2 separate regions of the Homo sapiens genome follow, and region 1 is linked to region 2. A link is a loop called in an ENCODE intact Hi-C map of the cell type or tissue named here. Cell type or tissue: PC-3. All regions are shown on one strand. Region 1 overlaps PDE4D (phosphodiesterase 4D). Region 2 overlaps PDE4D (phosphodiesterase 4D).

What was found. A loop is a pair of places that touch in the nucleus more often than their neighbours do. Peaks named below come from ENCODE experiments on the same cell type or tissue, not always from the same donor. Only the 100,000 strongest peaks of a DNase experiment are listed, where the experiment ranks them.
Region 1: a loop joins it to region 2, with 2.7 times the contacts of the local background. A loop is called at or near these places in 5 of 110 quality-filtered maps.

The regions. Positions count from the first base shown.
Region 1 is chr5:59,563,634-59,571,633 of GRCh38, forward strand. All of the region lies in intron 1 of PDE4D (phosphodiesterase 4D), which reads right to left. LOC107986347 (a long non-coding RNA gene) reads right to left here. Exons shown (of 2, transcript XR_001742409.2): 1 at 1-8,000. Among named protein-coding and RNA genes, the nearest start is that of MIR582, 140 kb to the right of the region's middle. In PC-3, no CTCF peak of the experiment used is centred here; no DNase peak of the experiment used is centred here.
Region 2 is chr5:59,514,098-59,522,097 of GRCh38, forward strand. The region is part of intron 1 of PDE4D (phosphodiesterase 4D); the gene reads right to left. Among named protein-coding and RNA genes, the nearest start is that of MIR582, 190 kb to the right of the region's middle. In PC-3, no CTCF peak of the experiment used is centred here; DNase peaks (open chromatin) are centred at 4,034 and 4,334; H3K4me3 peaks cover 369 bases; H3K27ac peaks cover 3,087 bases.

The sequences.
Region 1 (8,000 bases), 50 kb after region 2:
GGTAGAAATGGAATCATAAAAAAGTGAAGACATCAGCCCTAGCTGATACAGCAAGTACAGAGGAGAGCCAGAATATAAACCTAAGAAGTCTGTCTGTATAAACCATGCTCTTAGCCACCAAGTTTCACCATCCCTCACAGGGAGAAAACTGCAGAGCAGAAAAGTTCTGGTCTTACTCCTAAGAAGAGATGCACATTACATACATGAAAAGATACCAAACATGACAACATAGAAAATGATGGATGCCAAGTGAGTGCCAGGAACTATAGAGCTGTTGAAAGAGATTCATTGCAAAACAGGTTGGAATAAGCAAGACAAACTTGAGAAGTGGATTCTCACATTGAGTGTGAACAAGCAGGGGCAGTGTGATGTGGAGGAAGGGAGCATGTACTCTACAGGCTTTAGCTTCAGAGGGGCTTGGGTTCAAATCCCAGCTCTGCCACTTACAAGTCATGTGAGCTTGGGGAAGTTACTTATTCTTTGTTTTCTAGTTTTCCTATCTGCAGGGATAGAAAAATGCTATTTCAAAACACTATTCATGAAGATCAAGCAAAATTAGTTATAAGCAGGTCTCAGCATACTTGGTACAAGGTACACATTTAATATGTGTACTATTATCCAACTAGGGAGAGATAGAAAGGGAGCTTCAGGTGAGAGGAACAGCATAAAAAATGATCCGCAAAAGCCAGAAATAAAACTTCTATGAGCTCAGTTCAAGCTGACTGGGTAGGTAAATGTCTGCCATGAACTTGGAAGTGAGAGAGAATCTCCCTTGGACACTCATTAAGGGGCCTCAAAGCCATGAAGAGTTGCCATGTGGTCCTTCCAGTCAATAAATAATTTTGTCCAAACACGAGTGGAAGAAAAAATTAAGAGACACCCGGATGGGGAAAACCCATTCTCTTTTTGGTGAGACAATCTAGCCAGAAGGACACTCTCGCCAGCTAGAGCTCTGCATATCCAAACAAGCACAGGTAAAGTGGAAGAACTGACCAGAAGAGGAGAAAACATGAATTAATTAATTAATCAAAGAAACACCTGTAAGGTTCCAAGTAGGTGGCAGGTAGGCTGAGTGTTAGTGTATCCAGTCAGGCAGGTGGTGATGACAAAGGGCCCCCAGGAAACTCCCATTTGTGTGAGTGAGAAAGGCAAGAAAACAGCATGCACAATGCTACTTGAGGAGCGATGTTTGAAAAAGTGATGCACAGGTTGCAGGGGATGCACAGAAACTAGGGATGCAGCACTGGAGTGGGGTGAGAAGCTTCCAAGAAGAGACAAGCCTTCTGATGGGTCTCAAAGGAAGAGGAGGGTCTCACCAGGCAAAGGGGTTGGGGGACACATTCTAGTCAGAAGGAACACCATGGACAAAGGTTGATGAATGAAGCAGAATGATATCTTTAAGAAGCTGCAAAACACTTTCCACCAGGAGGGTGCAGCTGGGGTGTGGCACATGAGGTTGTGAAATCAGGTCCTAAAGAGGCTGGAAGAATGTGTAGGAAGGAGATGGGCTCCGCTTGGCTCTTAGGTCTCTGCAGAAGGAAAGAGAAGGAGAATGGGACAGGTGGTGAGACTGGAGGCCTGTACACTATTTAGAAAGTTACTGGGCCAGGCACAGTGGATAATGCCTATAATCCCAACATTTTGGGAGGCTGAACCAGGAGGATCGCTTGAGCCCGGGAGATCAAAACCAACTTGGGCAACATGGAAAAACCCTATATTTACAAAAAAATAAAAAATGAGCCAGGCATGTTGGTTTGCACCTGTAGTCCCACCTACTTGAGAGGCTGAAGTGGGAGGATGCCTTGAGCTCAGGAGGTTAAGGCTACAGTGAGCCATAACTGCACCACTGTACTCCAGTCTGGATGACTGAGTAAAACCCTGTCTACAAAAATGCTCTAAAACAACAACCAAAAAAACCCAGAAAGTTACTGCATGGAGCCCAGAGGAGAAATAGTTGCAGCATCACTGGGAGGTGTGGGTAGTGGGGTGAAAAGGCTATGGCGTAAGCCTGGTGAGGAAAGGCAAAGCACCTGATGCTCCTTGGCTTCAAGTACAGATGGCAAAGCAACTGGGCAAGGAAGTCCCTGGACAGATGCTCAGGATGATTACAGCTTCAGAATGCTGAAGTGCAGCTGTGCCTATGTTTTCTTCCTCCTGTCCTCTGCCACACTGTCCTTCGTCACCCTCTGGGGCACCTCCCCTCATATGAGAATTGAGAAATGGAGGGAGAGTACATGAGTAGTGGGGAGACACCAAGACAGCAGAGCATAGTGAAGAGAGGAGGAGAGGGGAAGCAAAACTTAAAAGAGACTCAATGAAACTGGGAGTGCTTTTGCTAATGCCACTAGGAAAAAGAAATGTGAAAATAAAATTTTATATATAAATACAAACACATGCATATGAGTGGGTGGGTTAAACTACTATACCACCTCTTAGCCAGAATGATCTTTTCTAATTAGATTAGGAAATGAAAGTGTTAGAAGACTGAATGGGTAACATTTGAATTTTCCTTTTGAAAGATGGGCCATATTTTGACTTTAGAGGAAACACAGATGGGAAGTGCATTCTTGATCTTGGAAATGTTGTGATGATCCATCACTGTCAGGGTGAAGTAAGGATCTTTAGCATGGCCACCAGAGCCTTATCTCCCACCTCTGTGCCTGCCTCCACCCTGGCTCTTCTGCTGCCTTTATATTAAACATTTGTTCATTCACCACATAAGGTTCTCTCTCTTGCCTTCTTTTCCTGGTTAATTCTTACTGATCCTGCAAATCACAGCCTGAACTACTCATCCTCAGAGAAGACATTCCTGATTTTCCCTGAACAGATAAAAAAACCCTTCACAGATTTTTGAACCCTGTGTGTCTTTCTCCCGTAGCATCTGATCCAGTCACAGTTTCATGTGTGTGTGTGTGTGTGTGTGTGTGTGTGTGTGTGTGTGTGTGTGTGTGAGAGAATGAGAGAGAGAGAGAAAGAGAATTTGATTAATGCATGTCTTCCCCAGTTAATCATAAACTCCATAGGGGCAAGAACCATGTCTGATTTGGCATCTACGAATGAGTGATGAATGCAAATAATGTTTGGCTATGGGGGGATGAGGTGTGGCCATGTAGGAAGATGATGTCAGGGTGTGGTACAAGGTTAAGGAAGCTGCAGCTAAAAAGGATGCCAACTTAATCTATTTTGGCCATTTTGTCTACCCTAAGTATTATGTTCACACTGTATTTCTTCTTTCTGGACTAAGAAAAAAAAAACATGTTTGCTTGTGGGGTCTTTTTTTCCTTCTAAAATATTAGACTGCAAACAAAGGCACTGTTGGGTAGTATATTTTTGTTAGCACCCAAGGGGAAATGACTGTGTTCTTGGGCTCTCCAATTTTTACATTACATGTTTTCTACATGAGCTTTCAACCTAATGTAAGAATTAAATGCAAATTTGAGGCATATGAACTATTTTATGCAAGATCTTAAAATTGTTTTCCTTGGGACGTTCATTGAAAGTATGGCTCATTACTGAAAATCTATTCTTCAGTGTGTTCCTAACCATCTAGCCACGTCAAAAAAAGTTGCTTTAATATCTGAAGCCAAATCGCTGCTTTCCTTTGTGATTACAAGGACTCTCTTGGTAAATCAGAGTATGGCCAATGTCCAGTTGCTAAAGGTGGAAACTACAAGTTACTATTCTCCTTAAGTTACCAGCAAGATACAGTCAACATGTAGTTCTTTGGTGTCTGTCAAGAAAGTACAGAGATTTATAGGTAAAGAAGTCAATTTTCTTATCATAGATATAGTTGTCATATGGAGAGTATGCTGATTAGAAATAATGAAAGCAAGAGATAAACTTAAATTGTGGAATTATCTGAGAATTTCCATTATCCATGTCCCAAGTTAACTGCAAACAATATAAAGTTGACTATATCAATTTTTATGTACAGAAAAACATTTGGGACACAAATACATTTTAAAATCTTAAGAGTTTGCAGGGTAAAAAACATTTTGGGGGAAAAATAATTTTTCTAAGGGTTTGAGAAAAATTCAGCTTATATTTATGTATTTCAACTTCAGTAAGGATAAATGGAACAGCACCACTGGAATTGAACAATTAAGTAAGCAAATGATGGATGGTAGTTTTTCACTGTTGGAGTGGAAGATTATAGATAAGCAAGAGGAAGAAGCTAGAATGACCCATGTGGTAATGAGTTAGATTTGAAAATATCAGTATGAACTAATGCTTATCTATCTATCATCTATCTATTTATGCTTCCTGATTGTTAGATATGTGTACATACACAGGTTGGTATACACAAATATATGTCCTTGCTCTGTCAGCCAAGAAGGCCAAAAGGAAATGACAACCCAAAAACAATGAACACACCTATTGCTCAAATCTTGGTTTTTAATACCATTTTCCAATGAAAGGAACGTGTGCTCCTTGGAGAAATGGCTGAATCTATGATGAGGAAGGAGTTATATTGTTGATAAGCCTCAAGTATTGTGTAATGCTAGAAAGGATGAAAGTGCATCAAAACAAAACAAACAAAAAACAGAAAACAAAACCACCACAATTGTGGGGATGTATCAAAGGGACACAAGAAATAGTACCCAATGGCCAAAGCTGGAACAATTTCACAGCACGATTAGTATGACAGTAGTGGATTATAACCTAAGCATAAAATAAATATCCATGAGTCCATACTGATATACATAAATGCTGAATAATTAAATGAGGGAGAATAAGCAAATCTTCTGTGGAGAAGAATTGCAAATATTTTATGTAGATTCTCTGCCTTCAAGGAGATGGAGTATAACACCCTCTTAAGTGTGGGTTGTTTATCATGACTTCCTTCCAAAGGGTAGGTATGAAAATAATAAAAATAAGGAAAAATAATACATTTATAGTGGAAAAACCTGACCAAATCCACCTCGATCAGGTGATCAAGGTTAACATCTTTAGTCATGTTGACAGTGTGATGGAAAAATGGCACATTACCCTCTGTGGTCTCTCTCCCCAAAACACTAACTACAGTCTAATCATGAAAAATCAATCAGAAAATTCCAACTGAGAGACATTCTACAAAATACCTAATCAGTACTCCTCAAAACTGCCAAGGTAATGAAAAACAAGGAAAATCTGAGAAAATTCTATAGCAAAGATAAATGAAACACGAGAACTAAATGCAATGTGGTATCCTGAGTGGGGCCCTGGAATAGAAAAAAAGAACCTTAGGTAAAACTAAGGATATATGAATGAATAGGGACTTTAAATAATAATAATGTACCAATACTGGTTCATTCATTGTAACAAAAGTATCATACTCATATAAGACTTTAATAAAAGGCAGTGGGTGAGGGGTATATGGAAACTCCCTGCACTATCTTTGCCATTTTTCTGCAAATCTAAAGCTGTTTTAAAATAAAATTTATCTTTACAAAGCCCTGAAAGCCTAGAAATTTAAAGTAAACTCGTACAATCAAATAGTAAGGCCTAATCTTACTGACATAAGCCAATATTTAATTTTCTAACCCAAAATACAAACTCTTCTTCACATGTTAACCTCTATCTCCATTTTCTATGTCTACATTTCTTTAGAAGACCATAAATCACGCTATATTATCATTAATTAGAGCCAAGTTAAAATGTTAAAATTGCTAAACATATGACTCATTTAAACAAAGGTTTACTAAAAGACAGGAAACAATTTACAGGAGGTATGCATTTTCTGCATGGTTGCATCTTTCAAGAAGACAAAGAAAGGGATTAAGAATACCTTTGTCCTAAGATACAAAAAAACCACAAGGCAAAAAGTACGACATATAAAGTTTTACACCAAACAAAAAAGAGAAAAATTTCAGCAAATCAATGTTATCATCTACTTATGATTTTTTATCATTGCAAACAACGCATGTTTGTCCATCCTTACTTCGCCACCTGGACCAATGCAGGCCATGTCATATGAAATGCCTGTTCTGACCATTAGAACATCCAGACTCATTCTGGGGCTTAATCTCTTTTACTGCAGGTGCATCCACTTGTTATATTTCAGATTAGCAGCCTCAAAGAACTAGCCTCTTCCCAGTACCCATCCTTCAATTACTGCATCATTTTCTCTAACAATTGCAGTCTTTCAACCACTTTATATGTGACAAGGCATGAGCTTGCTTCCTCTCTTGTCACTCTCCTGAGTCCTCTTCTGTTTGTCTGCAGCCCAAAAGGAAGCACAATATTCCAGCTGAGGTCTGAATGATGCAGGGTCAAGTGCATTCATTACCTCTTTATTTTGGGTTATTCTGGTTCTATTAATACAGCTTAAGATGTTATGTGAAATTTCCAAAATAGGTTCCATATTTTACCTTCAAAACTGTATGGCAGACACAAATACTACATTATCTGTGATTACCGTGAATGAGGTTAGCACATTATTATGTGGTTGTGAATATCATACTTGGCTTCCTGGAGACCGAATATTCATGTATCAGGGCCCTCCTGTGATGACACAGTCAGTGGCGCCCTCACAAGGGCATACCTTCTAGCCTTGTCTTATTCTTTAAAAAAAACCCACATTCTTTCTTTGTTCTAGCTACACAGCTGGAAAATCAGAACTGAACATAATAGTGGGAAGAGAGTACTCTTTAATCTCAGTATTTAATCTCCTGATACTTTCTGGACCTCTGAAAGTATTAATACATGCATTCCCATGAGAAATATTATTGCTTCTCTAATAAATAAGGATGTCATACAAAATTAACAAATTAATAATTCAAGGACACATTCGGGTGCCAAAGAATACAGTTTTCTAATTTTTACAGGAAAATATGTAAAGTAATATAAAATTTTCACTTGTAAATAGTGCAAACTGTGTTAGAAAAAAAGACAATGCAGATGAGAGATTTCCTTGAAATGCTCTTAAAATCATGTTATTGATCCGTGTAAGTCAGCTATATCAATTCTACTGATCAAGAAATAGGTATTTTAAACACAATGCTTTCAGGAGTATACAATGTTGACAAATATGCAAAAAAAAAAAAATTGCAAAACTCCAAGAAAATCAAATAATGAATGCTAGCCAAATTTCTATCCGAACTAAGCTAACTCAATGATATTATCGTTGTCTTTAATGGAGAAACATGAATAAGGATAATCTTTAGTGGACTTAGATTAAGTAATACAATGAATAGCTATAAAATTTGTGGATCAGAATTAGAAGAGGGGAAAAACACATTAATCAAGTAGACATGTTAACAAAATAATGGATTAGTCAGGATTACATTTGAATAAATTAGCAAAGCAAAAGAAATACATTAAATATCTAATATTTAGTAACTTAGAAGAGAAAAAAATGCTGTGTATTTTACATACTAATTCATACACATGCCCAACAAATAACTACCGTTTCCAGTCTTCATGTGCACCATAACATGTGTAACATATGAAACAAAAATTTGCTCCTCCCTGATGTATATTGGTATGAAAATCTTTTAAGGTAACATGAGAATGAAAGAGATTCTTCTTCATGCTAGACATAGAGGTTTTTAAACACATCATTTGGCTGACGTAAAGCACATTTGCAATAGGCATTAGTAACCTCAAGTTAAGAACAATATATGCCAGGCTGATGTACTGGACACTTCCTAAATACTGTACTCAGCAGTTTTGGAGCACTTAGCAATGATGAATTGGTGTGAAGACTCAGGTACTGAAAGGTCATTTCCCTTTTTTTCTTGAATCTTTTGCTTGTCTTGATTGACGCTCTGAAGAAGCCAAGGATACAGAAGGGGTGGAGAAAGCACGCAACCCAAATTACCCAAAGGAGCTGCTTATAATGAACTTGAATGAAGATAGATTTTGGGGAGAGGTGGGGGAAAGTGGCCACAATCTTCAATATTCTTTTGAAGTGTTACTGCTTTCAAAGTTGTGATTTTTCTCAAGGTAAAGCTGTTTGACACAGATAGACTCATCTGTCAATCAAACATCTTTTACTCATGGCCAGGTCAAATACTTGA
Region 2 (8,000 bases):
TTACATTTTTCTTTTTTTTTTTTTTTGAGACAGAGTCTTGCTCTGTCGCTCAGGCTGGAGTGCAGTGGTGCGATCTCGGCTCACTGCATGCTCCGCCTCCCGGGTTCACACCATTCTCCTGCCTCAGCCTCCCGAGTAGCTGGGACTACAGGCGCCCGCCACCACGCCCAGCTAATTTTTCGTATTTTTAGTAGAGACAGGGTTTCACCGTGTTAGCCAGGATGGTCTCGATCTCCTGATTTTGTGATCCACCCGCCTCGGCCTCCCAAAGCACTGGGATTACAGGCGTGAGCCACCGCACCCGGCCTTCATTTTTCAATTTAGAATCTCGGTCTACCACCTCCTCTTGATAGGGAGTGGGAGGCTGTTACAAATTACTAGGGGCCCCACTTTTCTCAGTGGCCTCAAAATCATTTTATTTATTTATTTATTTTTACCTCACTAGGATCTAAATCTGTTTTTAGTGGCTTTGAAAACTGTTTCTAGGACTGAACTACTGAATTACATTTAAGATTGAACTAGTGAATCAGTGACTAAACAAAACAAATTTTAGGAAACCATTCTCTTCATTGTTCAACAGACAAAAACCAACGAATTTTATCACTTACTAGCTATGTGACTTTGGGCTAGTTATTTAACCTCCATGTACCTCTGTTTCTTCATCAGTAAGATGCTGATTATAACAGAGTGTGTCTCAAAAACTAGTATAAAAGTGAGTTCCATGTAAAGAGCTTAGAATAAGAGGGTATACACCTAATTCATTCTATAATGAAACTTAAAAACATTAAGAATCCTCAAGGATTACATGAAGCCAATCTGAATCATAAAGACAGGTTAAAAAGTCTAAACCAAATGTTAGCAAATAAAGCAGCAATAAATACATATTTTTCTATGTACCTATATGTGTATGTATATTTGTGTGCATATGGCATGAAAGGCTTTAAACATGAGATGTTCTAATAATTCACAATGTTAAGAGATTAAAGGGGAAAAACCACAGAAAATTATTCAACTAAACAACCATTCACGATAAAAATGTATGGCAAATTTGGAATAGGAGGAAGTTACCAAAACTAATCAAAGATATCTAATCTTGATGGTGAAATGTGGAAGCATGCTCTTTAATTGTAGACACAAGTAAAGAATGCTTGTTCTCTCCATTTCTATTTAACAGTCTTTTGAAAGCATTGCTTTTTTTGGACAAGTGTCCTCACTGTCACCTGGGAGCTTGTTAGAAATGCAGGTTCTCAGTGCCTGACCTACCACTGAACCAAGATCTTCCTTTTAAAAGGATCCCTCAGGGATTCATATTTTAAAGTCAGAGAAGCATCCGTGCAGCCAGTCAATAAATCATTTTAAAAAGTGGTATAAAATATAGAGTATAAAAATTGGAATGGAAGAAACAAATTTTTGTTATTCACAGATGATACGATTGTCTACAAAGAATACCTAAAAGAATCAGAAGAAACATCATTAAAAGTACATCAAAGTTTGAAAAGTTTCTAAATATTTGTTCGATATAAAAATTATTAGATTTGGATATAGCTGCAGCAAGCATTTGGAAAATATAACTGAAAATTGTTGCCATTTTGTAATAGCAACAGAAGTCTACAGTGGATGTGAATAAAAAATGTATAAGATCTTCGTAACAAAATGTATAAAATGCACTGAATAACACTAAAGGAGGCAATTAATAGAGGGATACGCCACAATTATAGCTAGAAAGGTAAAGCAGACCAACTGTACTGATGCGTGTCAAAGGTAACACTACCAGTCAGTGGAAAAATGATGGATCAGTCAATCGATGGTGTGGAAATAACTAGTTAGCCATATGGGAAACATACAAAAGTGGATTTCTTCTCACACTGCACACAGAATTCAATTCCATATGTAAAAGAACTTTACGGTGAAATAAAAAACTTGAAAAATTTTTAGAAGGGAAACATTATTTTAACTGTGATTCATGAACTATATGATAGAATGAAAACAATGACATTTTATATCATCTGGGACATTACTAGATGTAAAATAATTAAGTTTATTGACCTCTAAACCAGCCCAATAGGGAAAAAGGGAGTAAAGGGGAGCATCTTCTAGGCAAATGATGTTCCCATACATAGACTTGCCAGAGCATTTGCAAGATTCCCTTTAGAATCGATGTTTGGTCTCTTGCCTATCCCTCCTCCCCAGGCAGTCACTTTCTCTGGATTTTTTTTCCCTCTTTCTTTAGCTTTTCCTTCTCAGTCCTGGCAATAGGCCTTCAACACCACACCATCACCACTCCACCAATTCTGGAGGGATATGATTTTCAAAGGAACAAAGTTTTTGGAGTTGAGTTCCAGCACTAACATATGTATGGACGAAGATAACAGTCTACAGCTTTCTGTTTTCCTCCCTATTGCTCTAGAAGAAAACGCTGCCAAGAAAAAGCTACTTCTAATTTTTTCATAGAAAAAAACTGCTACTAAAGTATTTTTTTAAGAATCATTCTTTTCTTCGGGAGAAGATATTTCCAACACTTGTTGTGATCAAGAGAAATTGCAGAATATTTTTAAAATTCTTAAAAATCAATCAGAAAAAAGAGTCTGGAAGAAATTTGAGGAAGGCTTAGAAATAATTTTTATAGAAAAAGAAACATGAATCACTAACAATATTTTTAAGGCTTAAATGTATTATCAGGGAAATTAAAATTAATTAAAAAATTAGTATCATGTTACCACTAGATTGACAAAAAATTTGTCTTTCAAAAAACACGAGAGCTTTTATAAACTACATGTGATCACATATTCTTTCTCCAATACTCCTTGAGAACTACTAGATTATAAACATACATACACATACATAGGCACACACATAGGCACACACACACACATACACAGTCATTTAAGGTTAAAATACGGTAAATATTTTCTAAGTCACTTAAAATTATTGCCTGTGGATTTTTCATGTAAAATATTAAACTCTTCCAATGTTTGAACTTAATGGTTATTGAGAAATACGAAAAACTATTAGCTTTCTTGATTTAATATAGTTAATATTGCTTATAAAGGAAAGAAAAAATGCTTGGCTACAAGGTCATCTCATTTTAAGATTACATTGATTAAACATGTAGTATAGACAGGGCATCTAACCCCCATTTCACTAGCCAGCACTGAAAACTTCTTTAACCTTGCATAAAATGCATGCATATTCTTTGAAAGTCTTTTTTTGTAAACGAAGTATTAGATTTTTAATGTAAATTATAAGAAATGTAATGTTTACTAATGCCGTCAAGAATGGCAGGTCAAATTCACCTGGTTTTTAAAGATCAAATGCCTACTTTTACAGTCACCTTTCAACCTTTGTTTTAGACTCTAGGATTCGTTTGTCACAGGTTTGCCTATTTGGGCCACAGCTTCCTTATATAGGGTACAGAGCAGCATTCAAAGGTAGTGTTTAAGTATATGGACTTGGGTGCTAGATCACTGTGCACTAACACCCAGCTCAGACACTTACTAGCTGTGTGACCTGGGGTAACTTAACAGAGCCTCATTGAGCTTTGGTTTCCTCACTAGTAAAATGAAGCTGAAAGGAGGATATATTTCATAGGGTTGTAGCAGTTACATGAGTTAAAATACCTGAGCTATTTAGAGCAGTGCCTGGTTCATAGCAGGTGATCTAGGAGTGTTATTGTTCTTCACGTTATTCACATTTAATAGCAAATCATACTGCAAAAAATGGTGTCAATGTAATGGTCATTACAGGCAATCTAAGTTGCTTTTGCTCTTGACAGTATTTTACACCTTTAAAGTTTCCAGTAAAAAAGATAATGCTAATACCATTTATAAAACAGAAGAACAAAGAATTCCTTGACAATTTAAATATCTAAATTTATTAGTTAAATCAATTAATTATTTGTTGTTGCTGACTTCCACTAAAATGTGCCTAATCGTTTTATGAATGTCTTCCTATTCCAGTCAGTATTTTTAGCAGGTTTAATTCTCAAGCATTCCAATTGGATGTGCTGGAATTTGGCTCCTATTAACTCATGGTTTTGTCCTAGTGATTAATTTATCCTACCAGATTGAATAAGTATATATGTATGTACTTGTGTGTTTGTGTGTGTGTGTGTGTGTGTGTGTGTGTATAAAATTTACACCAGTGGCAAAAATAGTGATTTCATTTTGCCAGTTTGCAAGGCAAAATGATGTTTGCTATTGTATTTCTTTTGCTAAAAAAAAAAATAAAGCACGCTCGAGTATTTTTACTGTCTGCACACTATTTAACCTCATGTCTTATTGTGTAGCTGAGTCATGATGAATACAACAAGCAAACATCCTTAATGTTCTGTTTTGTCAGTGCTGGGCTGTGCACTATGGTGGCTGCCCAGGAGGAGGGGGGCAGGACATGAGCACTCACATCAAGGATCTTATATCAATTTAGGAAGATAGAACTAAAACACCCAAAACAACAGTGAGCAATACCAAATGGTTTCAGTTCAACCCATGATAGTGTACAGGAGTCGAATAAACAACAGGAATGAAAGAGGGGAAGATGGCAATAGTCAGGGAATGTTTCATGGCTGAAGGGGTCACTTATCCCCAATTCAGGCATTCGACTACCAGCTTCATGATTCTGCCATATCCACATTTCTACATCATGATTTTTGTTGTTTCTGCATCCCCTATATACTATTATTAATTTTAAAAATTCTGTAATAGACTAGTTTTTTAAAAACTGAAATAAAATGTCTTCATTTAAAGAAGAAACTTTATATCACAACTATAAATGGAAAGTCAGTAACTCTTGCCATAAATGCAGCATAAACAGAACAACCTTATTAGTTTCTATCCAGATAATGTTGCCTTCGAAAGGCACTAGGCTACAGGCCGGTGTTATCTCTGTTTATAAGACAAAGCAGGTGTTAATAAGTGTTAGAGACTTAGTAAAGCCAACATGAGACTTTCTGCTGTCCTTCCTTCTTCCCTACCATCTTTCTTCCCTTCCTTTCTTCTTTCAACTTTCCTCTTTCTCTCTCTCCCTCCTTCCTCCTCTTCCCTTCTTCCTTCCATCCTTTAGCAAATATTCATTGAGCACCTATTATGTGACAGGTACCATTCTAGGCACAGAGGATACAACAGTGAAAAAACAGAAAAAAGCCCTTGCCCTTATAGAGCTTACATTCTTGTTGGATGAAAGCAGTCAATAAACAGATAACAAAGGATACAGTAGGTCATAGGTGCTATGAATAAAAATACAGCAGGGAACGTCAAGGTGGAAGAAAAAGCATGAATAGGAAAGGATTACTGCTAAAGTAACATATGAGCGATGATCTGAAGGGCAGGATGGAACCAGCCATCCAGATACTTAGAGGAAGAGAATTCCCAGCACTGGGAACAGGTAGTGCAAAGGCTGTGATGCAGAACATGCTTGGCACATTCAGGGAACACCAGTGAAGTCAGAGTGGAGAAGTGAGTGGGTGAGGCGGACAGTGGTTTGAGAAGATGTCAGATCCAGGTCACTTGAAAGGGGCGGTAGACATAGATCATGTAGAAGTTTAACAGACATAGCAAGAATTTGACTTTGACTCTAGATGGCATGCCATTGGATGGCTTTGAGCAGAGAGCAACACGATGTGAACTAATTACTGTTTTTGTAGAATAACTCTGCTATGAGATTAGACTGGATGGGCAAAAGCACCAGTCGGAAAACTGGTTAGGAGGGTATTTCCATTAATTTAAGAGAAAGATGAGAGAACAGTCATGTGGGAAGCACAGGAAGTAGTAAACAATATTGGATTTGTTGGGCAAAGTGTATCCACCACCCCCCAAATACACACACACACACACAAATCTCTATCTCAGCACTTATGTATTTATGGTTTATAAATGAGGCTGTTTATGGGCAGGACACGGTACCTCACACCTGTAATCCCAGCTTTTTTGGAGGCTGAGGTGGGGGGATCACTTGAGGTCAGGAGTTTGAGACCAGCCTGGCCAACATGGTAAACCTCATCTCTACTCATAATACAAAAAAATTAGCTGGGTGTGGTGGCCAGCACCTGTAGTCCCAGCTACTTCGAAGGCTAAGGCAGGAGAATTGCTTGAACCTGGGAGGCAGAGGTTATGGTGAGCCAAGATCACACCACTGCACTCCAGCCTGGGCAACAGAGTGAGATTCTATCAAAACAAACAAACAAACAAAAGAAACATGAGACCATTTATGGGGATGGGGCTGTTCTCCCTGCCCCAAATTTGTTGTCAGTGACTGGCAATCATGCCTTATTCATCTGTAAACCTTACTGACCACAGTGCCTGATAAAGGTGCTTAAAAAGTTGGTGCGACTGAATTTCAGATGAGTGGAATAATGAAAGGCACAGAGGAAAGAAGGCTCACAGTAGGTATTTGGGGCAAGAAGATCTACGTGGGAAGTGCAGAAAGGCATGGGCATTGTGGTGAGGCACCTCTCAGAGAAACCGAGGTTCACATTAGAATGGATTTCACGTGAAAGAAGTAGAACTAAGAGAAGTATAAGAGGAGAACGATTTAAGATGATAGGAAAGAGGCCAAGTTTCATGGAACCTTTATTAAAAAAAAAAGAAATTCCATATAGGTTAGATTTAGGAAATCAGGATTCGGAAAGGGCTAGGATTTACTACATAACTTTCATTCTGAAATCCTTACATTTCAACTATCAATTCACTGAATAATGTCAATATTTTATTTTGCTGCTTTTAAGAGATAAAAAAGAGCTGTTCATAACTAATGGAATATGTATATGCACACATACACACACACATATACATATATACACATATATACACATATATACACGTTGTGTGTGTGTGTCTGTATGTGTGTATATATATATAATGTATATGAAATTCCTCAATTTCAAAGACTGGAATAGAAACGTTCCTATAGATATACAAGGATCATTTATACTCCTAGGATGAAGAGACATGCATCATGAAGGTTTACTTGGGTTAATTAGGTATATTTCAAGGGTGATTAAGGAACAATAGGAGATCACTAAAAAAAAAAAAAATCTCTGCTGCAAAATAAAACTAATGGAAAACTGAGGCAGGACTAGGACAGCAGTAGAGAATGATGCACCACTGAGAATGGGGGAAGAGGAATTAAGGCAGATAGACCTGGAAGAAAGGTGGCTGGAGGAGCAGATATCTTGTCTTTACATCAGTGCATTCCTGATGTATAAGGGAGACTTGGCCCATCTTGCATAAAGCAGTCAGGTCAGAGTAAAAATAAAAACAGATGTATAACTGCCCAGTCTCTTGCTGGAAACGTGGAGACCCCAAGTCTTGTATGGAAGGGAGACAAAGTCAACAGCTATTTTTGCAGGTAAAAGAGAGGATTTTTTTGTTTCCTAATCCAGGTCATCCTCATCTCTTGCCTTTACTTATAGACACAGCTTTCTAATTGGCCTTGCAGGTCAACACTTGCCCATCTGTGCACCATTCTTCTCCCAGCCAATTACTGGCCTCTAAACTATTTTTGAATAAATAGCAAATCTTATATTATCTGTTTCAACCTCATTTCCTGACACTCTTTCCCCACTTTACCCCAAATTGCATAACTTCCTGGTTAATTCTTTAAAAGTTGCCTGTTCTAACACTAACTTCTTCCTCCCTCCCCAACCCATCTCTACAGTTAAGTTTATGTCCTCTTCTTATTTGATCCTGTAGCACCTTCCACCTGTCTGTTATAATATTTGATACACTTGTAATTCTAGATCTGTCACCCCAGAATGTAGAAAAGTGTCTGGTACATGGTAAACACTTAATATTTGTTAACCGTTGAAGGTTGAATGTTTACTATTGATGAACATGAAGATAAAAAGATAGTAGCCGACAATTATTGAGAATGAAAGGGTTTTTACACTAATTTACATTTCAGATAAGGTACAGCTTTCATTGAGATTTAAAAAAAACTCAGGTTTGAAATTATTATAGAACATTGTATAATTTCCCATGTTCACAAATTTAAAAAATACAGTACAC